Linked DNA regions of Homo sapiens: region 2 is linked to region 1. A link is an interaction called in ENCODE POLR2A ChIA-PET data of the cell type or tissue named here. Cell type or tissue: PC-9. All regions are shown on one strand. Links, peaks and the distances in the headings refer to the core of each region. The heading gives the core; the rest is flanking DNA. Region 1 holds the start of MRPL53 (mitochondrial ribosomal protein L53). Region 2 overlaps MTHFD2 (methylenetetrahydrofolate dehydrogenase (NADP+ dependent) 2, methenyltetrahydrofolate cyclohydrolase).

Region 1 (16,062 bases), core at 4,298-12,297:
AACAATTATCAACTCATGGTCAATTTCATCTGTGTATCCCCTACCCTCTCCCCAGTAATGCCAGACTCTCGTTTTTGATGGCAACAGTGGATCATTGCCTCGATTCATTATTTCATTAGAGGTTGTAAAGTGGTAACATTTCAATTCTCATCATTCCTACTTCATTTATGAGTTGGATTACTCCTATGAAGAAAAACTTGCCTTCATTAATGATTTGGTTACTCTTAGGTATATTTTAGAGAGAAAATTCAGGATAAATGATTGCATCTTTCTCTTTACTTACCAGTTATCGGCACATTTCTCCTCTCTTAAAAGTTTAATTTGTATTTTTATTAATGCTTTGGGAGGCCAAGGCAAGAGCATTGCTTGAGGCCAGGAGTTCGAGACCACCAGGGGCAACATAGCGAGACCACCCTAGGCAACACAGACTCCCATCTCTCCAAAAATTAAAAAATTTAGCTGAGCATGGTGGCATGCGCCTGTACTCCCAGCTACTTGGGAGGCTGAGGCAAGAGGATCGTTTGAGCCCAGGAGGTCAAGGCTGCAGTAAGCTGTGATAGCCACTGCATTCCAGCCAGCCTAGGCAATACAGTGAGAGACCCTGTCTCAAAAAATAAAATAGTGCATGTCTATAGTTTAAAAAGTGAAATAGAATATTATTTTATAAAACTAATGAAAAAACAGCACTTTGTTTGCCCTCACTCACCTCTGATTTCTATTTCACAGTAGTAACCTTCATCCATGTTTGCCTGTTTCTCCTAACATTTTCTTATATGTTTATGAATAAAGCCATTATACTTTTTCTTCCCCATTTTGCACATTTATCTATTCCTATGTGGAAGATGTCTGGTTTTTTGTTTTCCTGCTCAGTTTTCTCCTCTTTGCCCCGAATAGGGGTGTGGCTGTAGAGTTCAGTCCTTAACTCTCTGCTTTTCTCTCAGTATTCCTGCTTACCCACAGTGTCTTGCTGCTGTGAACTCCCGGGTTCAGTCTTTCTGGCTCCCAGAGTTCTTTTTTTTTTTCTAAGATGGGGTCTCACTGTCACCCAGGCTGGAGTGCAGTTATGTGATCTTGGCTCACTGCAACCTCCACCTCCTGGGCTCAAGCAATCCTCCCACCTCAGCCTCCTGAGTAGCTGGAACCACAGGTGGAAGCCACAATGCCCAGCTACTTTTTTTTTTTTTTTTTTTGAGAAGGTGTCTCACTCTGTCACCCAGGCTGGAGTGCAGTGGCGTGATCTCTACTCACTGCAACCTCCACCTCTCAGGTTCAAGTGATTCTCCTGCCTCAGCCTCCTGAGTGGCTGGGATTACAGGCGCCTGCCACCACGCCCAGCTAGTTTTTGTATTTTTAGTAGAGATGGGTTTCACCATGTTGGCCAGGCTGGTCTGGAACCCTTGACCTCAGGTGATCCACCCACCTCAGCCTCCCAAAGTGCTGGGATTATAGGTGTGAGCCACCACACCCGGCCAATGCCCAGCTACTTAAAAAAATTTTTTTTTTTGTAGAGACAAGGTTTTGCCATGTTGCCCAGGCTGGTCTTGAACCCTTTTTAAAAATCTTTTTAAAAAACTTTTTTGGGAGGCCAAGGTGGGTGGATCGCCTGAGGTCAGGAGTTCAAGACCAGCCTGCCCAACGTGGTGAAACCCCGTCTCTACTAAAAATACAAAAAAGTAGCCGGTATGGTGGCAGGTGCCTGTAATCCTAGCTACTTCTGAGGCTGAGGCAGGAGAATCGCTTGAACCTAGGAGGCGGAAGTTGCAGTGAGCCGAGATAGCGCCATTGCACTCCAGCCTGGGCAACAAGAACAAAAATTCTGTCTCAAAAAAAAAACAGAAAACAAAAAAATTTTTTGTCCAGGTGCAGTGGCTCACACCTGTAATCCCAGCACTTTGGGAAACCGAGGCAGGTGGATCATCTGAGGTTAGGAGATCAAGACCGGCCTGGCCAACATGGTGAAACCCTGTCTCTTCTAAAAATACAAAAATTAGCTGGACATTGTGGTGTACACCTGTAATCCCAGCTACTCGGGAGGCTGAGGCAGGAGAATCACTTGAATCCGGGAGGCGGAGGTTCCAGTGAGTCGAGAGCGTGCCATTGCATTCCAGCCTGGGCAACAGAGTGAGACTCAAAAAAAAAAAAGTATATATATATATTTTATTTATATTATATCTATATATATTTTATTTATATTATATCTATTTATATATATATATATTTTTTTTTTAATTAGAAGTTTGGCTCGTGACATAGCCCTCAGGAGATCTGAGAACATGTGCCCTGTTCTTGAACTCTTGAGCTCAAGCAATCCACCGCCTTGGCCTCCCAAAGTTCTGGGATTACAGGCATGAGCCTCCACACCCAGCCTGGCTCCCAGAGTTCTAGTTAAACATCTGCATTTGCCTGTTGGGCATTTCTACCTCAGTTTACTGCTGTCTACTTAAACTCAACATGCCCCAGAGCAGGCTCATCATGAGTACTGCACACAGTGACGGTCATAGAGCCCTGAGGAAGGAAGGCTATAGTGGGCATGTGGTTAAAGAACGCTCCATACATGGCCTATGGCTGGAGATGGTGGCTGGGAAGCCTCAGAGGAGTGGCTGGGGTTACTGGAAGTGGGCAGTTTGTAGATCCTTGTGGGGGTAGCAGAGAGGTGGCCTTACCAGAGCAGAGGTTCCTTTTGTGGGTATGTTCACTGGGGTTGGGTGTGGGGTAGGGTAGTAAGCAATTTGGCATCAAATTGTGGAGGGCATGAACACCAGCCCCAACAATTTGCGCTTTACCTCATAAGTGAGGGGGTGACATTTTAAGAGCAGAAGGGTGTAATCCCAGCATTTCGGGAGGCCGAGATGGGTGGATAACTTGAGGTCAGGAGTTTGTGACCAGCCTGGCCAACATGGTAAAACCCCATCTCTACTAAAAATACAAAAATTAGCCAGGCATGGTGACGGGTGCCTGTAATCCCAGCTGCTCAGAGGCTGAGGCATGAGAATCGGTTGAACCCAGGAGGCAGAGGTTGCAGTGATCTGAGATTGCGCAACTGCACTCCAGCCTGGGCAATAAGAGCGAAACTTGGTCTCAAAAAAAAAAAAAGAGGCATTGTGAGTTTTCTTCCTGTTTGGACTATAAGATCCCAGTGGGTGGGGGAGAGACTGTCACACACTCTGCACCTTGTATTCCCTCAGTGTTGAGTACAGAGGCTCCTAACAAAAGTCCGTTGACAAAAGGGCAATTTCCTTGACATAAATAAGGGAGGAGAAGGGGGCTTGCATTTACTGGAGAAGAGAGGAAGATTTTGGATTTAGACAGGTTGTCAGATGTGCCAGGAGCCATATGGGCTCCACTCCATGTCTGGCCGCCCCCAGGTCTATCCTGTCTTCAGGCTCCCTGGCATCTACCATTTCTTTACAGAGCAGCTGCCATTAACCACATTTACTGGGGTTCCTCTCCCTCAAGATGGGCTGTAGAGCAGAAACCAGCTTTATTGCTGTGTTCTCTCCCTCCAAAAACAACCTATCAAACCAAAGAAACAAACCCAGCATATAGGCCTTTTCTTGCTTTATGGGTTATATTGCTCTGGAGTGGGCTGTGAAGAATAATAATATATAATAATGCCTTTCAATGTAAGGACATTCCAAAACTTCCTGAGTCTCAGAACATTCAAATAGTCATTGCTTCTGGTTTACATACAGTTCTTGTCTTCCTTTTGTAGGTGATAACCAAAAGATCATTGTAGGCTGGGTGTAGTGGCTTAGTGGCTCACATCTGTAATCCCAGCACTTTGGCAGGCAGAGGCAGGCCGATCACCTGAGATCAGGAGTTTGAGACCAGCCTGACCAACATGGCAAAACCTTGTCTTTACTAAAAATACAAAAATTAGCTGGGTGTGGTGGTGCACTCCTGTAGTCCCACCTACTTGGGAGCCTGAGGCAGGAGAATCACTTGAACCCGGGAGGCAGAGGTTGCAGTGAGCCGAGATCACGCCACTGCACTCCAGTCTGGGCGACACAGCAAGACTCTGCCTCAAAAATAAAAGGTCGTTGTAATTCCCCTTTCTTCCCTCAATTTCTGCCCATTGCAGATCATACAATCCCTCTTTCTGGCATATGCTCTGTGTGTGTGTGTGTGTGTGTGTGTGTGTGTGTGTGTGTGTGTGTGTGTGTGTGTGTGTTGCGGGGGTGGGGGCAGGGTATGTCTTTCTTTTTCCTTAAAGCTCTTGTATAGTAAAATTAACCTCAAGGATTTTCCATCTTTTGAACCAAGCTGGGGAGAGCAAGGTAATCCTAGGGCAATTGTTCATAATTTGGGTCCAGACCTCTTGGAAAACCCAATGACAACTATGGCATTGCTCCTCAAAAAATGGCCAGGCATACACAACTATGCAACAATTCTGGGGTTTTATGGATGTCAAGTTGGACATAGAGCTCCTTAGATATAGAGGATCATCATAATTTGACAAGCCCCTTTTACTTTCTCCCTATCCCTACAGCTCCTGCCTGAAGAGTCACTAAGTGTCTTTTCTCAAGAATGTCATAAACAAGCCATGCAAGGTTTCAAGCTCTACATGCCACGGGGTCGGTACTGGCGGCTTCGTCTCTGTCCTGGTAACTCCTCATCCCAGCTTCTCCTTCCAGAGTTCCAAGGGGGTAATAGTGTCTCAGCCCTTCCAAATTCCGGTTCCCCTCCACTGTCTCCATCCTTGTCCTCAGCTTCTGTACCCTTCCCTCCTGAAATCCTACCCTCTTCTCCCAAACACTCCATTTAGGGGTTCAATGGATCTCCACAGCCTTATATTCTGTCTTCTCTATTCCAGAACCTCCCAGTGCTCCTAGTGAGTATGCTGGTTTAGTGGTCCGCACCGTACTGGAGCCTGTGTTGCAAGGATTGCAAGGGTTGCCACCTCAAGCCCAGGCCCCTGCCCTTGGTCAGGCTCTGACGGCCATCGTGGGTGCCTGGCTTGACCACATTCTTACCCATGGGATTCGGTTCAGGTCAGGAGTAAAGGTGGAAGTGGCAGGGGGTGAATGGAACTGGGAAAAGGAAGGGGATAAGTGGGAGAGGCAGGAGGGTCAAGTGGCCATACTGTACCTCTGCCTTCAGCCTGCAGGGAGCGCTGCAGCTCAAACAAGACTTTGGAGTGGTCAGGGAGTTGCTGGAAGAGGAGCAGTGGAGCCTGTCCCCTGATCTCCGCCAGACCCTGCTCATGCTCAGCATCTTCCAGCAGCTGGATGGGGCCCTGCTGTGTCTGTTGCAGCAGCCCCTGCCCAAGTCTCAAGTCCACAGGAGGCCCCCCTGTTGCTGTGAGTTACTCCCCTTCGCTCACTGCTTTGTGTGTCCCAAACCCTATTCTCACCATTAATCTGGCTTCAGTATATCCCCAGCAGCCACCTACCTTCCACTCCTGCCTTACCAGGTGCTTGTCAGGAGGTCCAGACCACGAAATTGCCCAGCAGCTGCCTCAATAGCCTGGAGAGCTTGGAGCCCCCGCTCCAGCCTGGAACATCTCCAGCCCAGACAGGTCAGCTGCAAAGCACACTAGGAGGAAGGGGACCTAGCCCGGAGGGCTACCTGGTGGGAAATCAGCAGGCCTGGCTTGCCCTCAGGCAACACCAGCGACCCCGTTGGCACCTGCCGTTTTTTTCCTGCCTGGGAACCAGTCCTGAATCCTAAGGAGCCTGGGACCAGGAGCCAGAAAGTTAAGAGCTCCCCATCTCTAGCTGGAAAATCCAGACATTTGGAATTGCATATTAAGGAAGCCCAGAACTGGAAGCTTGGAGGAAAGCATACTGGAGAATAAGCTACAAAGAGCCTGGGCTTAAGAATCCAAGATTAGGGGCTGGGCGAGGTGGCTCACGCCTGTAATCCAGCACTTTGGGAGACCGAGGCAGGCGGATCATGAGGTCAGGAGATCAAGACCATCCTGGCTAACACGGTGAAACCCTGTTTCCACTAAAAATACAAAAAATTAGCCGGGCGTGGTGGCGGGTGCCTGTAGTCCCAGCTACTCGGGAGGCTGAGGCAGGAGAATGGTGTGAACCTGGGAGGCGGAGCTTGCAGTGAGCTGAGATCCAGCCACAGCACTCCAGCCTGGGTGACAGAGCAAGACTCTGTCTCAAAAAAAAAAAAAAAAAAAATCCAAGATTAGGCAGGGCATGGTGGCTCACACCTATAATCCCAGCACTTTGGGAGGCTGAGGCAGGCGGATCACCTGAGGTCGGGAGTTCCAGACCAGCCTGACCAACATGGAGAAACCCCGTCTCTACTAAAAATACAAAATTAGCCAGGTGTGGTGGCGCATGCCTGTAATCCCAGCTACTCAGGAGGCTGAGGCAGGAGAATCGCTTGAACCTAGGAGGCGAAGGTTGCGGAGAGCCGAGATTGTGCCATTGCACTCCAGCCTGGGCAACAAGGGCAAAACTTCGTCTCAAAAAAAAAAAAAAAAAAAAAAAAAATCCAAGATCACTCCAGCACCTGGAATCCAGAGTAAAGAGCAAGACCATAGCCTGGAACCTGAAGGTCAGACCCTTGGGAGGTTCAGGCCTAGTTCTCCATCACTGAAGATATCTCAGGGATAAAGAGTTGAGTGCTCGGCCAGGTGAGGGGGCTCACGCCTGCTCACGCCTGTAATCCCAGCACTTTGGGAGGCCTAGAGGGGCGGATCACGAGGTCCGATCAAGACCATCCTGGCTAACGCGGTGAAACCCCGCCTCTACTAAAAATACAAAAAATTAGCCGGGCGTGGTGGCACGCGCCTGTAGTCCCAGCTACTCAGGAGGCTGAGGCATGAGAATCGCTTGAACCCGGGAGGCAGAGATTGCAGTGAGCCGAGATCGCGCCACTGCACTCCTGCCTGGGCAACAAGAGCAAAACTTCGTCTCAAAAAAAGAAAACTGGCTAGAATGCACTTCAACTTAAGTCCTGGGAGCTACGCTAATTCATGGAGAACCACAGAGGTTTAATAGGCATTTCTATACCTGGATCAGCCCCAAGGACAGTATTACCCTGTACTGCCCTTCCTATTACTATTTTCAGTCATTTACTAATATTGGGCTGTAGTACTTTCACGTTTAAGCTTTGGCTATTCAGAGCTCACTACGTTTAATCTTCAGTTACCTGAATGGTGTTTACCTTCTGGTGTGGATCATCCCGGCTTGTGTTAGTGCTCTCTCTTTGGAAGAAGCCAGGATTTAAGATCGAGTTAGCCTAGATGTGGCCCAGCAGGGTACAGAAGGGGAAAGGCTGCAGAAAACGGGCGTATTTTCGTGCAAAGAGGTTTTTGCGCCATTTATTTATGGTTTTCACCGTCGTATGAGAGGACTATTCATGATAGGCTGTATTTGCTGACAGCCTACTTTGGGCTCCCCCATGCGTTGTGCCGAAACCACCTCTTTCTTTCCTGCCTTCCTCCGCCTGGGCTAGGAAGCCCAGAGCTGCGGTTCGCAGGCCTGCTAAGCAGCCGGCGGCCGGAAGTCTATCCCGCAGAAGCGCAGCCATTCACGGCCTCACGCAATGCGACACTTCCGCCTGCACGAGTTCTTCCGGGGCGGAGGTCACCATGGCAGCTGCCTTGGCTCGGCTTGGTCTGCGGCCTGTCAAACAGGTTCGGGTTCAGTTCTGTCCCTTCGAGAAAAACGTGGAATCGACGAGGTACGAAGGGGAAGTGGGTAGAAGCGGGAAGTGGTGCGCCTTCCTTCAGCCGGGGCTTTAAGCCCTCAGCTTGGCGCTCCTCTGTTTTTCCACCGTAGGACCTTCCTGCAGACGGTGAGCAGTGAGAAGGTCCGCTCCACTAATCTCAACTGCTCAGTGATTGCGGACGTGAGGCATGACGGCTCCGAGCCCTGCGTGGACGTGCTGTTCGGTGGGCTTGGTGGAGACGGGCAGGAGGGAACAGCGAGCAGCCCGCGCGCCCCTAAGCCCCAGCACTGCGGTCCCTCCCTGTCTCACTCGTTTGTTTCTTCCCCAGGAGACGGGCATCGCCTGATTATGCGCGGCGCTCATCTCACCGCTCTGGAAATGCTCACCGCCTTCGCCTCCCACATCCGGGCCAGGGACGCGGCGGGCAGCGGGGACAAGCCGGGCGCTGATACTGGTCGCTGACAGCGCCAAAGAGACCAACAAGATGATTTTAGCGTGGACTAGGACACTTAACCTAAGAAGAGTTTCACTTAATCATTCAAATCACTATCTGAAGGGTCACGGAGCGCAAAATAAAGTTTAAAACCCTGCTACCACAATGTTTCTGGAACAAGACTAGATCAGAGAGGTGTCTGGATGAACCTGAATTTATTTCACTTTCTTACTATCACTCACTGCTTAACCCTTTTGAATTTGGCTTCTGGCTTCTCCTACCACTCACTCAAGGTACCTCTTTTTTTTTTTTTTTTTTTTTTTTTTTTTTTTTGACTGGTCTGTTTCTGTCGCTCAGGCTGGAGTGCAGTGGCATGATTCTAGCTCACTGTAACCTGGGCTTAGCCGAACCTCCCAAGTAGCTGGGAAGTTGGGACTACAGGCACGCCCCACGCGCCACCACGTTTAGTTAATTTTTAAATTTTTTTGTAGAGAAGGGTTTTCACTATGTTTCCCAGGCTGGTCTTGAAGTTCTGGGCTCAAGTGATCCTCCCACCTTGGCTTCCCAAAGTGTTGGGCGTGAGCTACTGTGCCCAGCCCTCTTACTTTTACCAAATCTTGTGTGAAAGAACACTGATAGGCTGAGCGTGGTGGCTCACATCTGTAATCGCAGCACTTTAGGAGGCCGAGTCAGGCAGATCACCTGCTTGGAGAAACCCCACCTCTACTAGAAAATACAAAAAAATTAGCTGGGTGTGGTGGCACAAGCCTGTAATCCCAGCTACTCGGGAGGCCGAGCGAGGCAAGAGAATCGCTGGAATCCAGGAGGTGAAGGTTGAAGTAGGCTGAGGTCACACCACTGCACTCCAGCCTGAGCAAGAGTGAGACTCTGTCTCAAAAAAAAAAAAAAAACAAAAACACTAACAGAGTGCTGTTTTTTCAGCTCTCATCGTTGTATCCCAGTTCCATCTTTTTTTTTTTTTTTTTTTTTTTTTTAAATAGAGGTGGGGTTTTGTCCTGTTGCACGGGCTGGTCTCTAACTCTTGGACACAAGTGATCCTCCTGCCTCGGCCTCCCAAAGTGCTGGGTTCACAGGCGTGAGCCACCAACGCCTGGCCGCATCTACAACTCTTGTTTTTGAGATAGAGTCTCACTCTGTCACCCAGACTGGAGTGCAGTGGCGTGACCTTGGCTCACTGCAGCCTCCGCCTCCCGGGTTCCAGTGATTCTCCTGCTTCAGCCTCCTGGGTGGCTGGGATTACAGGCATGTGCCACCACGCCTGGCTGATTTTTGTATTTTCAGTAGAGATGGGGCTTTGCCATGTCAGCCAGGCTGTCCTCAAACTCCTGATCCGCCCCCTCGGCTTCCCAAAGTGCTGGGATTACAGGCATGAGCCACTGTGCCCGGCCTGCAACTCTTAATTCACCCATTTGTGGAACTTCTCTCCCTCTTGGGTCCTTTTTCTTTTGAACCACACAGGTGTTCTACCTTCATTCTTTTTCTTCTCTATTTTTTTCTGGGGCATCTCATCCTCTTTCACAACTTGAATTACACCTTCTGGGGTTAAACTATTTCTGTTTGGTTCTAATCCCAACTTCTATGCTATAATCAGGTTACCTGCTACCAATTTCCTCCAAATCCCACCAACTCTCTTTGTATAAAATAGAATTGATAATCTTACATACACATATACTTGCCTCTCTTCCCTGACTTACCCATTCCTTTTTAAAAACAGGCACTTCATCTACTCAGCCACCTGGGCTGGAAACCAGTGTTCTCTAGTTCTGTTCCTTTCCATTCTCTGCATATCTGGTCACTCAGTTCAGAATATTCTGTCTTTTAAAAAAGTGCCTGAAAGTTGGGCAAGGTGGCTCATACTTGTAGTCCCACCTACTCAGAAGGCTGAGACAGGAGGATCCTTTTGAGCCTAAGAGTTCAAGGCTAGAGTGAGCTGTGGTTGCACCACTACACTCTAGCCTGGTGACAGAGCAAGACACTGTCTCAAAAACAAAACAAAACTTCTGAAGTGATCTCTCCATTCCCATTCACTCTATTCATCATTATTGCATTCTGCTACCCAGTCTATTTCCTAAATATTTTTGCTGCCACTTAATTTTATCCTTCCAAAACATGCGATGGGTTTTATCTCTCACTACTCCCTGTTTAAGAAAACAGTGCCGGCCGGGCATGGTGCCTCATGCCTGTAATCCCAGCACTTTGGGATTTGGCCGAGGTGGGTGGATCATGAGGTCAGGAGTTCGAGACCAGCCCAACCAACATGGTGAAACCTCATCTCTTAAAAATACAAAAATTAGCCGGGCGTGGTGGCAGTTGCCTGTAATCCCAGCTACTCAGGAGGCTGAGGCAGGAGAACTGCTTGAACCCAAGAGGTGGAGGTTACAGTGAGCCGATACTGCACCACTGCACTCCAGCCTGGGTGACAGAGCAAGACTCCGTCTCAAAAAAAGAAAAAACATTGCCTAAACTGTTTTTCATACTTCCTCAACACTCATTAGTGTGGACCATGCAATCAATTTAGGGAGTTAAACCATTCTTTTTTTTTTTTTTTAGATAGGGTTTCGCTCTTGTTGCCCAGGCTGGAGTGCAATGGCACAATCTCAGCTCATTGCAACCTCCGCATCCCGGGTTCAAGCAATTCTCCTGCCTCAACCTCACAAGTAGCTGGGATAACAGGCATGCACCACCATGCCTAATTTTGTACTTTTAGTAGAGGGGGTTTCTCCATGTTGGTCAGGCTGGTCTCGAACTCCTGGCCTCAGGTGATCTACCCACCTCGGCCTCCCAAAGTGCTGGTATTACAGGCATGAGCCACCGCACCCAGCCTAAACCATTCTTAAAAAAATAATAATAATAAAATAAAATAAAAAAAGTAGGCCGGGTGGAGTGGCTCATGCCTGTAATCCCAGCACTTTGGGAGGCTTTGGCGGGCAGATCACTTGAGGTTGGGAGTTAGAGACCAGCCAGGCCAATATGATGAAACGCTGTCTCTACTAAAAATAAAAAAATAAAAAATAGCTGGGTGTGGTGGCAGGCACCTGTAATCTCAGCTACTCAGAAGGCTGAGACAGGAGAATCACTTGAACCCAGGAGGTGGAGGCTGCGCTGAGTGGAGATCATGCCACTGCACTCCAGCTCGGTTGATGGAGTGAGACTCTGTCTCAAAAAAAAAAAAAAAGTAGAATAGAATAAAAATTATCAGACTGAGGCTGAGTTTAATGGCTCATGCCTGTAATCCCATCACTTTGAGAGGCCGACGTGGGCGGAATCACCTGAGGTCAGGAGTTCAAGACCAACCTGACCAACATGGTGAAACCCCATCTCTACTAAAAATACAAAAAATTAGCCGGGTGTGGTGGCGGGCACCTGTAATCCCAGCCACTTGGGAGGCTGAGGCAGGAGAATTGCTTGAACCCGGGAAGTGGAGGTTGCAGTAAGCCGATAGCACCATTGCACTCTAACCTGGTTGACAAGAGCAAGGCTCCATCTCAAAAAAAAAAAAAAAAAAAATCAGACTGCATGGCACTTAGAATAGGAAGTTTAAAGAGATTAAGTCATGCTTTGTCACCCAGGCTGGAGTGCAGTGGCACAATCGTAGCTCACTGCACCCTCCATCTCCTGGGCTCAAGCAGTCCTCCCGCCTCAGCCTCCCAAGCAGCTGGAATTACAGGCGTGAGCCACCATGCCTGGCCTAATTTTTTTTTTTTTTTTTTGAGATGGAGTCTTGCTCTGTTGCCCAGGCTGGAGTGCAGTGGAGCACGATTTTAGCTCACTGCAATCTCTGTCTCCTGGGTTCAAGCGATTTCCAGCTAATTTTTGTATTTTCAGTAGAGACAGAGTTTCACCATGTTGGCCAGGCTGGTCAGGAACTCCTGACCTCAAGTAATCCACCCTCCTTGGCCTCCCGAAGTGCTAGGATTACAAGAGTAAGCCACCGTGCCCAGCCCTAATTTTTTTTTTTTTTTTTTTTTGAGACGGAGTCTTGCTCTGTCGCCGATGGTGCCATCTCAGCTCACTGCAACCTCTGCCTCCCGGGTTCAAGTGATTATCCTGCCTCAGCCTCCTAAGTAGCTGGGATTACAGGCGCGTGCCACCATGCCCAGCTAATTTTTGTGTTTTTAGTAGAGGCGGGGTTTCACCATGTTGGCCAGGCTGGTCTTGAACTCCTAACCTCAGGTGATCCACCGCCTCAGCCTTCCAAGGTGCTGGGATTACAGGCGTGAGCCACCACACCCGGCCAACCCTAATTTTTAAATTTTTTGTAGATGGGGGGGTCTCCTCATCTTGTCCAGGCTGGTCTAGAACTCCTGAACTCAAGTGATTCTCCTGCCTTGGCCTCCTAAAGTGCTGTGATTACAGACGTGAGCCACCACACCCAGCTAAAAGTATTCTTTTAGGTAACTTGTTTTAAATAAGTTGTGTGTGTATGTGTATCTGCACATACTGGGTTGCACTATGGAATTATTTCTTATTGTGAGTTGTAGGAAAATGGTTGAAAGCCACTGCTTTAGACACCTTCACAATGCTCAGCTAGGTAACAAAAGATCTGTAGACAGTGGCCTGCTGTGTACTTTGCCAGATACATTTCCCACGACCCTCCTACAGCAGCATTACTATACCTTTTCCCGGTCTAAAAGGGTGCTATCTTCAAAGGACCGTTTTTCCCCTCCCCCTTTAAAAAAGAAAGCTAGGAGGAGGCAGTATAGTGTTGTAATGAGCCAGACTGCTTGGGGTTGAGATCCTAGCTTTGTTTTTATGTAGCTGTATGACTTTAGACAAATTATTTAATCTATCAGTGCTTATTTCATTTGTAAAATGAAAATAATAGTACTTTTCTCATAGGACTGTTAAGGAGATTAAATGAATTAATATCTGTAAAGTACCTAAAACATTGCTGGGAGTGTAGTAACTGCTGTTATCTAAGAGGCCTTATTTATTCTTTTTTTTTTTTTTTTTTTTTTTTGAGACAAGAGTTTCGCTCTTGTTGCCCAGGCTGGAGTGCAATGGCACAATCTTGGCTCACTGCAATCTCTGCCTCCCGGGTTCAAGTGATTCTCCTGCCTCAGTGTCACGAGTAGCTGGGATTACAGGCATGCACCACCATGCCCAGATAATTTTGTATTTTTTAGTAGAGACGGGGTTTCTCCATGTCGGTCAGGCTGGTCTCGAACTCCCAGCCTCAGGTGATCCGCCCGCCTTTGCCTCCCAAAGTGCTGGGACTACAGGCTTGAGCCACTGCGCCTGCCCTAAGAGGCCTTATTCTAAAGTCAAAAGAACAACCTGGATTTGAGTTCCCCAGCTCCATAATTAACTGGCTGTTATTTTGGGTCAGTCTTAACTACTCTCCTCATCTGTAAAAATGGGGGTGGTCTGGCCAGGCGCGGTGGCTCACGCCTGTAATCCCAGCACTTTGGGAGGCCGAGGTGGGTGGATCACCTGAGGTCAGGAGTTCGAGACCAGCCTGGCAAACCTGGTGAAACTCCATCTCTACTAAAAATACAAAAATTAGCTGGGCGTGGTGGTGGGCACCTGTAATCCCAGCTACTCGTGAGGCTGAGGCAGGAGAATCACTTGAACCCTGGAGGCAGAGGTTGCAGTGAGCCGAGATCATGCCATTGCACTCCAGCCTGGTGACAGAGCGAGACTCCGTCTCAAAAAAAAAAAAAAAAAAAAAATGGGTATGGTTCAACATGCATTGAGTGCTGGCATTGTGCTTCTAGACTGTGAACTTGAGGTTGGGGCCATTTTCTCTGAGTCCCCAGCACCTTGCATAATGCGATATAGGGTGTACAATAAACATGTGTTGAATTTATAAATATTTAGCATCTGCCTTATGCCTATAATTGATTAGTACTGTGATACAAAGATGAAAAATGAAACAGGTATGTAATAAGTGCTACAATAAGGATGTCGACAAATGCAACGGTAGCAAGAAAGACAAAAACAGGACTAACCATTGGGTTTGGTCAGATGATTTCATAAGCAAAAAGTCTACCACTAGTGGAGAGTGGGGCCACCAGTCAGATTATAGTGAAATATAAGTGGTCGTGTTGCATAAAGCATCAGTCTCTCTCTCTCTCTCTCTCTCTCCCTCCGTCCCTCCCTCCCTCCCTCCATCTCTCTCTCTCTCTCTCTTTCTTTTTTTTTGAAACAGTTTCACTCTTGTTGCCCAAGCTGGAGTGCAATGGCGCAATATCGGCTCACTGCAACCTCCGCCTCCCAGGTTCAAGCAATTCTCCTGCCTCAGCCTCCCGAATAGCTGGGATTACAGGCACCCACCACCACACCCGGCTAATTTTTGTATTTTTAGTAGAGATGGGGTTTCACCAAGTTGACCAGGCTGGTCTCCAACTCCTCATGTCTGGTGATCCACCTGCCTCGGCCTCCCAAAGTGCTGGGATTACAGATGTGCGCCTCGGTGCCTGGCCACATCAGTCTTTTTTTTTTTTTTTTGAGACGAAGTCTCGCTCTGTCGCCCAGGCTGGAGTGCAGTGGCACAATCTCGGCTCACTGCAACCTCCGCCTCCCGGGTTCAAACGATTCTCATGCCTCAGCCCAACGTTAGATTGGTTTTTCCGAGCCTGTGAACTCCATGGGGTCGCCAGATAAACGCAATCCCGGTGGACCAACGCCCAGGACAGACGCTACGTACCAACCCTGTGTCAAGCCGCAGGCAGCGGTTCCGGACTCTGGGACTTAACCTAACGTGGCGGGGCGGGACTTCCGGCGGGAGGCGGAGGCGGAGGCGCAGGCGCTGGCTGGCAGGTGTCGCTAACCGGACGGTGGTCGCCAGGGCGAGAGGCGGGAGCCGGAGAGGTGAGGCAGGACCCGGGCTCCACTGCCGCCTCTCCGAGCTCTTGTGACGCGGACCTCAGTGCCAGGATGGCTCGGGGCGAGCGGCGGCGCCGCGCAGTGCCGGCAGAGGGAGTGCGGACAGCCGAGAGGGCGGCTCGGGGAGGCCCCGGGCGACGGGACGGCCGGGGCGGCGGGCCGCGTAGCACGGCTGGAGGAGTGGCTCTGGCCGTCGTGGTCCTGTCTTTGGCCCTGGGTATGTCGGGGCGCTGGGTGCTGGCGTGGTACCGTGCGCGGCGGGCGGTCACGCTGCACTCCGCGCCTCCTGTGTTGCCTGCCGACTCCTCCAGCCCCGCCGTGGCCCCGGACCTCTTCTGGGGAACCTACCGCCCTCACGTCTACTTCGGCATGAAGACCCGCAGCCCGAAGCCCCTCCTCACCGGTAACCGGGCCCCAGGGCGGGCAGGCAGGCGGACTCCTAATCTGGGCGCCCCAGCTTGAAGCGAGAGCAAGGGTGGGAAGGAATGGATCAGGAGAGTTATGAAGAGGGATGACCCGGAGACCCGGAGGGACAGGTCCCCTGCTCTTTGACTTACGTGGCCATTCTACCCCCAGGACTGATGTGGGCGCAGCAGGGCACCACCCCGGGGACTCCTAAGCTCAGGCACACGTGTGAGCAGGGGGACGGTGTGGGTCCCTATGGCTGGGAGTTCCACGACGGCCTCTCCTTCGGGCGCCAACACATCCAGGATGGGGCCTTAAGGCTCACCACTGAGTTCGTCAAGAGGCCTGGGGGTCAGCACGGAGGGGACTGGAGCTGGAGAGTGACTGTAGAGCCTCAGGTCAGGGCCTCAGGACACCCTTTTCTCAGCCCAGACCCCCTCCATCCTTCCCTTGCTGCCAGCAAATGCAGCATGAAGTGGGCTCTGGCTGCCTGGCTTAAATCCTGCCTTAAACAACTGCCTGTATAACCATTTCTATTTACCATCTCTAAGCCTTGATTTCCTTGCTTGTAAAATGTACAATGTAGATAATAATAGCACTTAACTCACAGGACTGTAAGAATTAAATGAAAAAGAGGCTGGGCGCGGTGGCTCACGCCTGTAATCCCAGTACTTTGGGAGGCCGAGGCTGGCGGATCACCTGAGGTCAGGAGTTCCAGACCAGCCTGACCAAAATGGAGA
Region 2 (11,044 bases), core at 1-8,000, 270 kb after region 1:
TAATTGTCATTTACTTTTTTAAAATTAATACCTAATATCATATAGCTTTAACCCATTGGTCCCAGCTCGACTGTTTTGAGTCATATAATTAAATTTATTCATCCTATTTTTAAAGCCTTTCAAGAATTTTACCTTTTCTAAGCAAAATATCACTAAAATTACTCAAGGTTGTTTTAAGTATGTTGAAAGATAGTTGAAAGTATATAGTTTTGCCTTTATTTCTGATATAATCATGTAAGGTCATTATTACAATAATTATGTGATAACTGATTGACGAGGCTTTACCTTAGAACCAATTAACAGAACCTGACAGGACACATTACAGTCATACCAATCCAATCCTTTGCAACGGCTAAAGATTTTTTTCCACTAAATGACACAGTATCTTTGAATAAGAATTGCTCCTTAGCTCCAGCTATCAAAGCTATAGCTGAAATTTTCTAATTGCCTACAACCATGCTTATACTCAAAACTTAAATTTATTTCTGAAGCTAGTTACATGATAAATGAATAATAAAGAAACTCAGGTGACACTGGGTGCAGCTTCTCTACAAAGGTTACTCCCTGAATTGTCTGTTAACAAAATTTCAACAAATACAAAGTATAACAGAGTTAATACTTCCAAACATGCACAGGATGGCTTCTGAAAGTTCTTACATGGGGAAAAAAGGACAGTGTTCCCTGAAAGCAATTTCCTTACCTCCGGGACGTTCATGCGCCCCATCTGTGTGCAGTAACATTGCAATGGGCATTCCAACGTTTTTTGACCTTCCAGCCACAACCACATTCTTCCCTAGGGTTGGAATGCCTATAAAAATATATGTATTGACATTAAAAGTAGTGCCAGTCCAAAGGAAAACAAAGTCAGATGGCCTAGAACATGAACCCAATTTTGCCTCATCAGTCAACTGGAGCTGTAACTTGCTACACATAATAAGGGCTAAAAGAAAACAGGAGAAAGCATACTACAGGCTACAAAATGTTACAGGAATGTGCACTGTCACCACTATCAAATCTTAAATTTCCTTCACTGAGGGCTGGGGCGGTGGCTCACACCTGTAATCCCAGCAGGAGGGAGGATTGCTTGAGGCCAGGGAGGCTAAGGTAGGAGAATTGCTTGAGGCCAGGAGTTTGAGACCAGCCTGGGCAGCATGATGAAACCTCTGACTCTTAAAGAAAAAATTAAAAAGAAAAATAGAGGCCACGCGCGATGGCTCACACCTGTAATCCCAGCACTTTGGGAGGCCAAGGCAGGTGGATCACAAGGTCAGGAGATCAAGACCATCCTGGCTAACACGGTGAAACCCCGTCTGTACTAAAAATACGAGAAAAAAAAAAAGTTAGCCAGGCATGGTGGTGGGCACCTGTAGTCCCAGCTACTCAGGAGGCTGAGGCAGGAGAATGGCATGAACTCAGGAGGTGGAGCTTGCAGTGAGTCGAGATCACGCCACTGCACTCCAGCCTGGGCAACAGAGCAAGACTCCGTCTCAAAAACAAAAAAAAAGAAAAAGAAAAATAGAAAATTTCCTTCACTGAGACTTCTGGATTAAAAAGCAAAAACTGTCATAGGCAACTGTTAAGGGCAGGCACGATGGCTCATGCCTATAATCCCAGCACTCTGGGAGGCTGAGGGGGCGGATCACCTGAGGCCTAGTTCGAGACCAGCTTGGTCAATATGGTGAAACCTGTCTCTACTAGAAATAAAAAAATTAGCTGGGCATGGTGGCACGTGCCTGTAATCCCAGCTACTCAGGAGGCTGAGGCATGAGAATCGCTTGAACTCAGGAGGCAGAGGCTGCAGTGAGCCAAGATCGCGCCACTGCACTCCAGCCTGGGTGACAGAGCAAGACCCTGTCTCAAAAAAAACAAAAAACAAAAAAAAAACTGTTAAGAGAGGTAAACTTTGGGGAGTAAGACTAGAGGATATGCAGTAGGGTTTCCACTCTTTGGGACTGTATGAGTTTTTACCATTTGCCAGTACTACTTTTATAATATTAACACAGACATGCAATTCTGGGATATACCTACCAGTTCGCTTGATTATTTCCCACACACCCCATGGAGTAGCCGGTAACATGGAATACTGATCCAAACACATTCGTCCTACATTAATTACATGAAAGCCATCAACATCCTTGTCTGGAGAAACAGCATTGCAGATCCTTCTCTCATCAATATGCTCTGAAAAAGAAATTGGCACAGTTGCCTTAAATCACCACCGCATAGTCAGCACTGCCTGACTCCAGCTTATCTGCTTCGCAAGGAAATCTATTCTTCTACAGCTTGCCTCTGAGATGTACTTCATCTGCATGGAAGGAACTCGCATAAGCAAAGCCAAACACCAATAGCAAAGCCAATATCGTCTATCACAGCTGCTTCCCTCCACTGTCCTTTGTATCAAGACCACAATACTAAATCAAGGCGTAATTGGTATTCTGAGTTGGTCTGTCCCATTTCTAATAAAATATTCACTCTTTTGAGTTTATTTTGCCTTTAAGCCAAATCCACATGAAGAACCAGGTGTATAAAGTAACAAGGCCTTTTTACCCCTCAGAAACCATTTTAGGTAGGGCATGGTAGTTCATGCCTGTAATCCCAGCACTTTGGGAAGCACAGAGTCCAAGACCAGCCCAGGCAACACAGACAGACTTTCATTTCTAGGAAAAATGTAAAAATTAGCTGGGCATGGTGGACATGCCTATAGTCCTAGCTATTTGGGAGGCTAAGGCAGGAGGATCCCTTGAACCCAGGAGCTTGAGCATGCAATGAGCTATGATTGTACCATTGCACTCTAGCCTGGGTGACAGAGTGAGACAAGGAAAGGAGAGGGAGGAGGAGGGGGATGGGGAGGGAGAGAGAGAGGGAGGGAGAGGGAAAGGAGCAGAAGCAGCAGCAATCATGTTAAATGGAGTCCAAAACTCACCTGGAAGAGGCAACTGAACAAGGAGGCCATCTACATTATCATCATTATTCAGTTTATTGATTAAATTCAACAATTCTTCCTCTGAAATTGAAGCTGGTTTCATAATTGTCTCACTGTTGATTCCTATTATAAGAAATTTTGAGGTTAAAAAAATTTTTGAGGCATTTAATGAGCACTGCTATGTTGCCTACCATACTTGGCTACCATACGGGTTTTGTATCATCACACTCATCCCTAAAAGCTGAAGTAGCTCAAGGAACCTAAAAAAGTAACTTCACAAATATATACACCAGAGAATACTAGCTTAACACATCCTGTATACCTCATTCTATGCAATCTTCATTAACCTTATTTTACAGACAGACTGAGGCTCAGAGAGGTTTAAAAATAAGCGAGCTAGGCCAGGCACAGTAGCTCACGCCTGTAATCCCAGCACTTTGGGAGGCCAAGGCCAGCGGATCACGAGGTCAGGAGATGGAGACCATCCTGGCTAACACGGTGAAAACCCGTCTCTACTAAAAATACAAAAAATTAGCCAGGCTTGGTGGAACGCGCCTGTAGTCCCAGCTACTTGGGAGGCTGAGGCAGGAGAATCGCTTGAACCTGGGAGGCGGGGGTTGCAGTGAGCTGAGATCGCACCACTGCATTCCAGCCTGCGCAACAGAGCGAGACTCCGTCTCTAAATAAATAAATAAATAAATAAGCGAGCTAATAATACAGCCAGTCTTTCTGGTTCCAAAATCCATGTTCTTTTTTTCTGCACCACACTACCTCCCAATGTCTTAAAATGCCATGGCTTGGCCAGGCACAGTGGCTCACGCCTGTAATCCCAGCACTTTGGGAGGCTGAGGCAGGCGCAGATCACCTGAGGCAGGTGGATCACCTAAGGTCGGGAGTTCGACACCAGCCTGACCAACATGGAGAAACCCCATCTCTACTAAAAATACAAAATTCGCCAGGCATGGTGGCCCATGCCTATAATCCCAGCTACTCGGTAGGCTGAGGCAGGAGAATTACTTGAACCCGGGAGGCGGAGGTTGCGGAGAGCCGAGATCACGCCGTTGCACTCCAGCCTGGGCAACAAGAGCGAAATGCCGTCTCAAAAAACAAAACAAAATGCCATGGCTTGCCATTATCTAGAGGTTTCTAAAGGCTTTCAATTAAAAGAGCAGGAGGCCTCACTCCTCAATAATAAAGAACAGAGAAAACCACAGGCTTACAGGCCAGTAACCCCACCCAGCCACGCGAGTGGTTTCACAGCCCTTCGAAGGAAAGGCCACCTGCTGCTCAGACCACAGGCCCACAGATGGGCAGGCAGAGGCATATCTGAGCCTGCCCACCCACCTCTTGTCCACAGAGACACAGTAATCTGTGGTACCGTGAGACCTAGAACACAAACCCCATCATCCAGACCTGAACTGCTTCTAAACTGCATGTTTGGCTTTAGAACCAATCGGTGAAGAACTTGAAAGCTATTTCCCAGAAGTCAGAGTCATTTCCTTCAAATCTACGACTGTGTTCCTGACCTCATCACTGAGGTCACCTAATACTGTATTGCTCAATCATGCCCCCTAAGCCTCTAAGGCTTTAAGCTGCAAACACTCAAACACCTCCACTGGAGACCCATTATTGCTCAAGGAAAGCAAATGTAAAATGCATTCAGGGTCACCTATCAAATATAAAGACTAAGAACAGAATGTAGCTTATATTCTTTCCAGAAGCCACAGAGAATACCAACCAGTATCTCCTGTCCTACTGTATAAACCCCGAAAGATATAGTCTGATTTCCTATGACAAAGTTTTGGGATACAGTTCAATCACATTAGCCTCCTCTGCTTGGGTTTCCTAATCAGAAAAAAGAAATCATAAATTAGAATGGACTTTGCCTCATATAAACCTCAACTGAACCGCAGTCGAGGTCTCAGAAGGACACATACCCACAACTGCAGCTGCCCTGGTTTTGTTGAGGACATAGGAGTGACTTGCAGGATTCTCGCCAACCAGGATCACACTCAGGTGTGGCCGTTTGTTGCCTGAGGCCACCCACTCTTCTACCTCCTGCCGCACTTCCTGCTTGATCTGCTGGGCCAGTTTCCTTCCAGAAATGACAACAGCTTCATTTCTGCAGAAGGCAACAGAGTCACAAAACCAAATAACTTGAATTTTTATAAAAACTAAAACTCTGCCAGGTGTAGTGGCTTATGCCTGTAATCCCAGCACTTCGGGAGGCCGGGGCAGGAGGATGGCTTGAGCCCAGGAGTTTGAGACTGGCCTGGGCAACATGGCAAAACCCTGTCTCTGCTAAATAAATAAATAAATGAATGAATATATCCAGCTACATATGGAGGGGGATAAAGTTGATAGAAATCATTATTATCATTAATTTGAAGCTCAGGGAGTTTAAGTGACTGACAGCGCTTGGTCAAGCTGAGTCTCACATCAGTCTGGGCTCTTAACTGCTACACCACCCTGCGCCCTGATCATTACTAAGTGTTTTACAGTTTTAATTTGCAATTGTTTGACCCCTCACCATGAGGTTAAATAGTTTTTCTTATCTGCTTATATGCCATTTGTAGTTCGTGTTTTGTCCCTGTTGTTAGCAGCCAGGCATGTATTTCAAATCATTTCCCAGTCAACTGACTTCATTTTTATGGTGGTTTAAATCGATAAATTATATTCTGTAGTTGAATAAACAAACAATATAGGCCGGGCACGATGGCTCACGTTTGTAATCCCAGCACTTTGGGAGGCCGAGGAGGGCAGATCACAAGGTAAGGAGTTCGAGACCAGCCTGGCCAACACATGAAACCCTGTCTCTACTAAAAATACAAAAATTAGCTGGGCGTAGTGGTGGGCTCCTGTAATCCCAGCTACTCAGGTGGCTGAGGCAGGAGAATCACTTGAAACCAGGAGGCAGAGGTTGCGGTGAGCTGAGATTGTGCCACTGCACTCCAGCCTCGGTGACAGAGCTAGACTCCGTCTCAAAAATAAACAAACAAACAAACAACATACTGGACAGGTCAAACATCAAAATGACCACCACTCCCCACAGTCCCTTCTGGGGAAGACTTTCCTGGTAAGAATAGGGGCAGGGCAGGGGACTGGAGGAAGCTCCTTCTCACAGTTGGCAATGTGCTCTTCCCAGGGACCCCACCATATCATCCAAAGCTGACAGACCAGGAGTGAGTATGTGACGCCAAGGGCAACAATCTCTAGGCTGGCCAGTGGTCCAGTTGGCGCAAAAGCTTAGCTCAACAGAGCAGTGAGAGTTAGTTGAACCAGTAAGAGCTCGTCCCTGAGGCAGTTCAAACTAGAACCACAGAACAAAGACAGAAAGAATAGGCAGAATAATAGTCACACCAATGGGAGACAACAGGGCAAGAAATCAGAAAACTGTTGCTGAGGTGGGGAGCAAGAAGAAAAATCAGGATCTAGAAGAACCTCCAGTTCCCAAAACCATGTTCAGCTGCCCGAAAGGCTGTCTCTTCCCAAAGAGAACTGCTTATGCAACTCTTCCTGGGTTCCATGAAACCCAAATGTGGAAGAGTCCCAGTTTTCCTATTTTCACACATGTCCTTACAGTAAAGTGCCCATTACTTAAAGATGAGCATCTGGCCCAGCGTGGTAGCTCAAGCCTGTAATCCCAGCACTTTAGGAGGCCGAGGAGGGTGGATTGCTTGAGGTCAGGAGTTCCAGACCAGCCTGGTCAACATGGCAAAACCCCGTCTCTGCTAAAAATACAAAAATTAGCCAGGCATGGTGGTGCGCGCCTATAATCCCAGCTACTCAGGAGGCTGAGGCAGGAGAATTGCTTGAACCCAGGAGGCAGAGGTTACAGTGAGCTGATATCACCCCACTGCACTCTAGCCTGGGCGACAGAGAAAGACTGCATCTCAAAAAACTAAACTAAACTAAACTAACTAAACTAAACTAAACTAAACTAAACTAAACTAAACTAAACTAAACTAAACTAAACTAAACTAGATGAGCATCTCTTCCTTAAGTAAAATGATCCCATTAAAAAAAGCCTTTCCCTTTAGATCTCTGTCCTTGGTGTCATGAAGACTGCTCTAACCTCAAGACCAATGAAGTAATCTCCTCTTATATTCTAAAACCTAACATCAAGGTACTGAATATCCTGTAGGGTCAGATAAAATTAATTCTCAAGATAACTGCTAATTTATTTATTTATTTTTTTTGAGACAGAGTCTTGCTCTGTTGCCCAGGCTGGAGCAATCTCAGCTCACTGCAGCCTCCCAAGTTCATGCAATTCTCCAGCTTTTGCCTCCATAGCTGAGAATACAGGCACCCACCACTGCACCCGGCCAGTAACTGCTAATTTAAATGGGATTTTAAAGCTTTCACAATCTTTAGGCCTTCAATAAGTGTTTTTTATTGCATTATGATTAAATACCAACTTTAAACCAAATCTCAACATCTTAGATATAATGCAATAATCTTATATATAAACTTTATCTTAATCTGTATTGCATCTTGTGAAGTATTAAATTATTATAATCTGGCCAGGCACGGTGGCTCATGCCTGTAATCCTAGCATTTTGGGAGGCCAAGGTGGGCAGATCACTTGAGGTCAGGGGTTTGAGACCAGCCTGGCCAACATGGCAAAACCCCGCCTCTACTAAAAATACAAAAATTTGCCAGGCATGGTGGCAGGACCCTGTAATTGTAATCTCAGCTACTCGGGAGCTGAGGTAGGAGAATATCTCGAACCCAGGAGGCATAGGTTGCAGTGAGCCAAGATCACGCCACTGCACTCCAGACTGTGTAACAGGGCAAGACTCCATCTCAAAAAAAGAAAAAAGTTACAATCTTACAGCAAATCAAATACTTTTACCCTGATTTTATATAATACTAGCATGGCACAACATATAATAGCATTTAATTATACCCATGGTATATGAAGAAATTGAAAACATATTAATATTCACAATTCCATTTCAGAATTAGAGTCGAAGAGGACTTCATTAAAAGGGTTTTGCAGGCCGGGCATGGTGGCTCACATCTGTAATCCCAACACTTCGGGAAGCCAAGGTAGGCAGATCATGAGGTCAGGAGATTGAGACCATCCTGGCTCATATGGTGAAACCCCGTCTCTACTAAAAATACAAAAAATTAGCCGGGCATGGTGGCACGCACCTGTAGACCCAGCTACTTGGGAGGCTGAGGCAGGAGAATCGATTGAACCCGGGAGGCAGAGGTTGCAGTGAGCAGAGACTGCCGTGAGCGGAGATCGTGCCACTGCACTCCAGCCTGGGCAACAGAGTCAGACTCCATCTCAAAAAAAAAAAATTAAAATAGGGGGGTTTTGCTGATACAAATACACCTGGCAACATTCCTCATTCCTGATTTGTATTAGTACCTGGAATGCCCACCGCAGGCCAAAAATACATTCCTAATCCTGGAACACTACAGAGTGAAAGACTACTTTAAAACGGCTTAGAACAGTCATTTATGTTGAATGAAATAACAAACATATATAATGTGCCAGGCATATATGTTCAATAAAACTAATTTCTTACTCTTTTCTCTTGGTTTTATATATATATGTATATATACACACACATACACATGTATCCTTAAAATAGATACACTTACACATAAGGAGATATATATAAGTATATACACTATATGTATATCTAGTCAGTGAGAATGACTTAGCTTGCACCTCATAAAAAGTTTCTTTTGAAAGCAGTAAACTTAGAGAAAATGGTATTAGCACATTCAGATAAAATCATATACTGAAGTTAAGGACACAGGGTTCTGGGAAAAGCCAGTGTTCCAAGTCCCAAACTTTGCTTCCAAAAGCAGGTTCTGGATGTTATGCCAATTTGCTTAAAAAAAAAAAAAGAAAAGAAAGAAAAACAGTCAAAGAGTAACAAGAACCAAAAACAAAGTCACATGCAATGAATATCTTTCATAGTATAACTGTCAGCCCTCCTCTGCTTCCCACAACTCTGCAAAATGTGAAATACAGCCTTGGGAGTGAGTCATTAACTAATTTAGCATCATCTCTTTTGCCAAGGGGCAGATTAACTGCTACCCCAAAATAAACAGGGAAATGGAGAGTCAGCTAAGTCCCACGGGGAATCCAAAATTGTAACTATATTAGCTAACATTTATCCCAGAATTAAATGCATTCACAGATGTGTTTAGAAAAAATTCCCAGGGCTGGGCATGGTGGCACAGGCCTTGTAATCCCAGCATTTTGGGAGGCCAAGTTCAAGACTAGCGTGGGCAACATGGTGAGACCCCATCTCTACTAAAAGTTAAAAAAAAAAAAAATTAGCCAGGCATGGTGGTATGCTCCTGTGGTCCCAGTTACTCACAAGCTGAGGTGGGAGGATCACTTGAGCCCAGGAGGTCAAGGCTGCAGTAAGCCGTGATTGCAGCACTGCACTCCAACCTGACCTAGGGAGAGATTCCCCTGCCAAAAAAGAAAAAAAAAAAGGAAAGAAAAAAATCCCATTAAGATAGGTAATCAACAGAATAGGAAGAAGTCAAGAGGACTGTTCAAATAAAATCCAAAACTGTGGCTCATGCCTGTAATCCCTGCATTTTGGGAGGTCAAGGTGGGTGGATCATTTGAGGTCAGGAGGTCGAGACCAGCCTGGCCAACATGGTGAAACCCTGTCTCTACTAAAAATACAAAAATTAGCAGGGCATGGTGGTGTGCGCCTATAGTCCCAGCTGTTTGGGAGGCTGAGGTAGGAGAACAGCTTGAACCCAGGAGGCAGAGGTTGCAGTGAGCCAAGATTGCACCATTGCACTCCAGCCTGGGCAACAAAGTAAGACTCCGTCTCAAAAAATAAAATAAAATTCAAAACTAAAATCCAAGTGAGTAGCATCTTCACTTTCCTTTTAATTCAATAGCTTACAGTACTGTAATTTTCCATGAGAAATTAGTATCAGGACATTTTACAATTCATAATCAAGTGATTTAGGGAAGAGTTGTTATCAATTATTAATGGGAAAAATAATGAGTGAAGGAAGACATAATGGAGAAAGGAACAAACATCTATTAAACACTAGGTGTTTTGCTTACACTTTAACATATATTACTCTGTTACCTTGGGACTATTATAATAACACTGTAATACAGAAGATGAAACTGAGGATAGTAGAAACAAGATTCAAAGGCAAACTTCTGCCTCTAAAGTCCATTGACTTCCTAATCCCACTGTCTCCTAGGCTACTATTTCTCCAACCATAGGTTTATGTTCCTGAAACTCTCATACCATCCAACAAAGAAAAAAAAAAAAAGAATGCAGACTCATATTTTTAAAAGGATACAACTTTTTAAAAATAAGCAGTATTTAAAAATAAACAGTATTTTAAAAAATAAGCAGCAGTAAGAAAGCAATATGTGGGAATTGTAAATAGCAAATGTGCAGTACAGATAATATGGATTGCTTTCAGAGATGTGGATGAAGCTTACTTGTTCTTTCAGAAAGGTAGTGAAAAGAGCATTTGTTATTGGAGAGTGTAGACAAACTGGCCCAGTTCTTTAGGTAATGAATGAGAGCATCTTTATAAATCTCTTTTGGACCATGGAAGCCTAGGAAAGGTCTGGTCCACAGTCACATGAGGCCAGCACTCAGGAAGAGGGAGAAGGGGAGAAAACACACAGTAACGAAACATGGGGGAGGTCAAGAGTCAGACCAGGGAAAACCCTGAAAGTCCCCTCCCACGTTTTCCTTCAAGAACTCATTGCTCCAACAAGCAGCGCCTTTGAAATATTTCTAACAGCATTTCCGCACTGACTGGAAATTACACGCGTGTTCTGCCCCTTGTCAGGAACATGAGCTCCATTAAGAACAGTTTTTCTCATCTTTGAATTCGCACAGCTTGGCATAGTGTCTGGTACACAGTGAACGTTAGATGAAAAAAAGAAGGGGCTGATGTTGTAAGGTGCAGGGCTCTAACAATGCCAACAATGCCAGCGCTCTAATGACCGACCAAATCACCTTCCCAAGGAAACCCAAAAATGCAAACAGAGCTTTTCCTTTCCTCCTCCCCTGTATATTTTTCCCAATTTTGTTATTGTGGTAAAATTCACATAACATAAACCTTATCAACTTTTTTTTTTTTTTTTTTTTTTGA

What was found. Peaks named below come from ENCODE experiments on the same cell type or tissue, not always from the same donor. Only the 100,000 strongest peaks of a DNase experiment are listed, where the experiment ranks them.
Region 2: POLR2A ChIA-PET joins it to region 1 with 19 read pairs; 5 of 35 experiments call an interaction of 5 or more read pairs at or near these places.

Annotation. Positions count from the first base shown.
Region 1 is chr2:74,464,154-74,480,215 of GRCh38, reverse strand. MRPL53 (mitochondrial ribosomal protein L53) reads left to right here and starts at 7,536. Exons shown (of 3, transcript NM_053050.5): 1 at 7,536-7,647; 2 at 7,746-7,858; 3 at 7,964-8,234. The coding sequence starts at 7,556. The coding sequence ends at 8,097. It overlaps CCDC142 (coiled-coil domain containing 142), which reads left to right. Exons shown (of 9, transcript NM_001365575.2): 6 at 4,490-4,604; 7 at 4,814-4,991; 8 at 5,101-5,300; 9 at 5,414-7,384. The coding sequence ends at 5,670. MOGS (mannosyl-oligosaccharide glucosidase) reads left to right here and starts at 14,834. Exons shown (of 4, transcript NM_006302.3): 1 at 14,834-15,320; 2 at 15,494-15,720. The coding sequence starts at 14,969. RefSeq lists enhancers at 7,498-7,597, 7,998-8,127 and silencers at 12,560-12,854, 15,048-15,267. In PC-9, for the core only: CTCF peaks have their summits at 4,844 and 5,100 (motif pointing right); DNase peaks (open chromatin) are centred at 7,535 and 7,986; H3K4me3 peaks cover 2,549 bases; H3K27ac peaks cover 2,132 bases.
Region 2 is chr2:74,199,706-74,210,749 of GRCh38, reverse strand. It overlaps MTHFD2 (methylenetetrahydrofolate dehydrogenase (NADP+ dependent) 2, methenyltetrahydrofolate cyclohydrolase), which reads right to left. Exons shown (of 8, transcript NM_006636.4): 2 at 4,861-5,045; 3 at 2,924-3,046; 4 at 2,029-2,181; 5 at 701-808. Among named protein-coding and RNA genes, the nearest start is that of MTHFD2, 6.6 kb to the right of the region's middle. RefSeq lists enhancers at 4,283-4,382, 3,913-4,492. In PC-9, for the core only: no CTCF peak of the experiment used is centred there; DNase peaks (open chromatin) are centred at 979, 4,459 and 4,919; H3K27ac peaks cover 3,554 bases.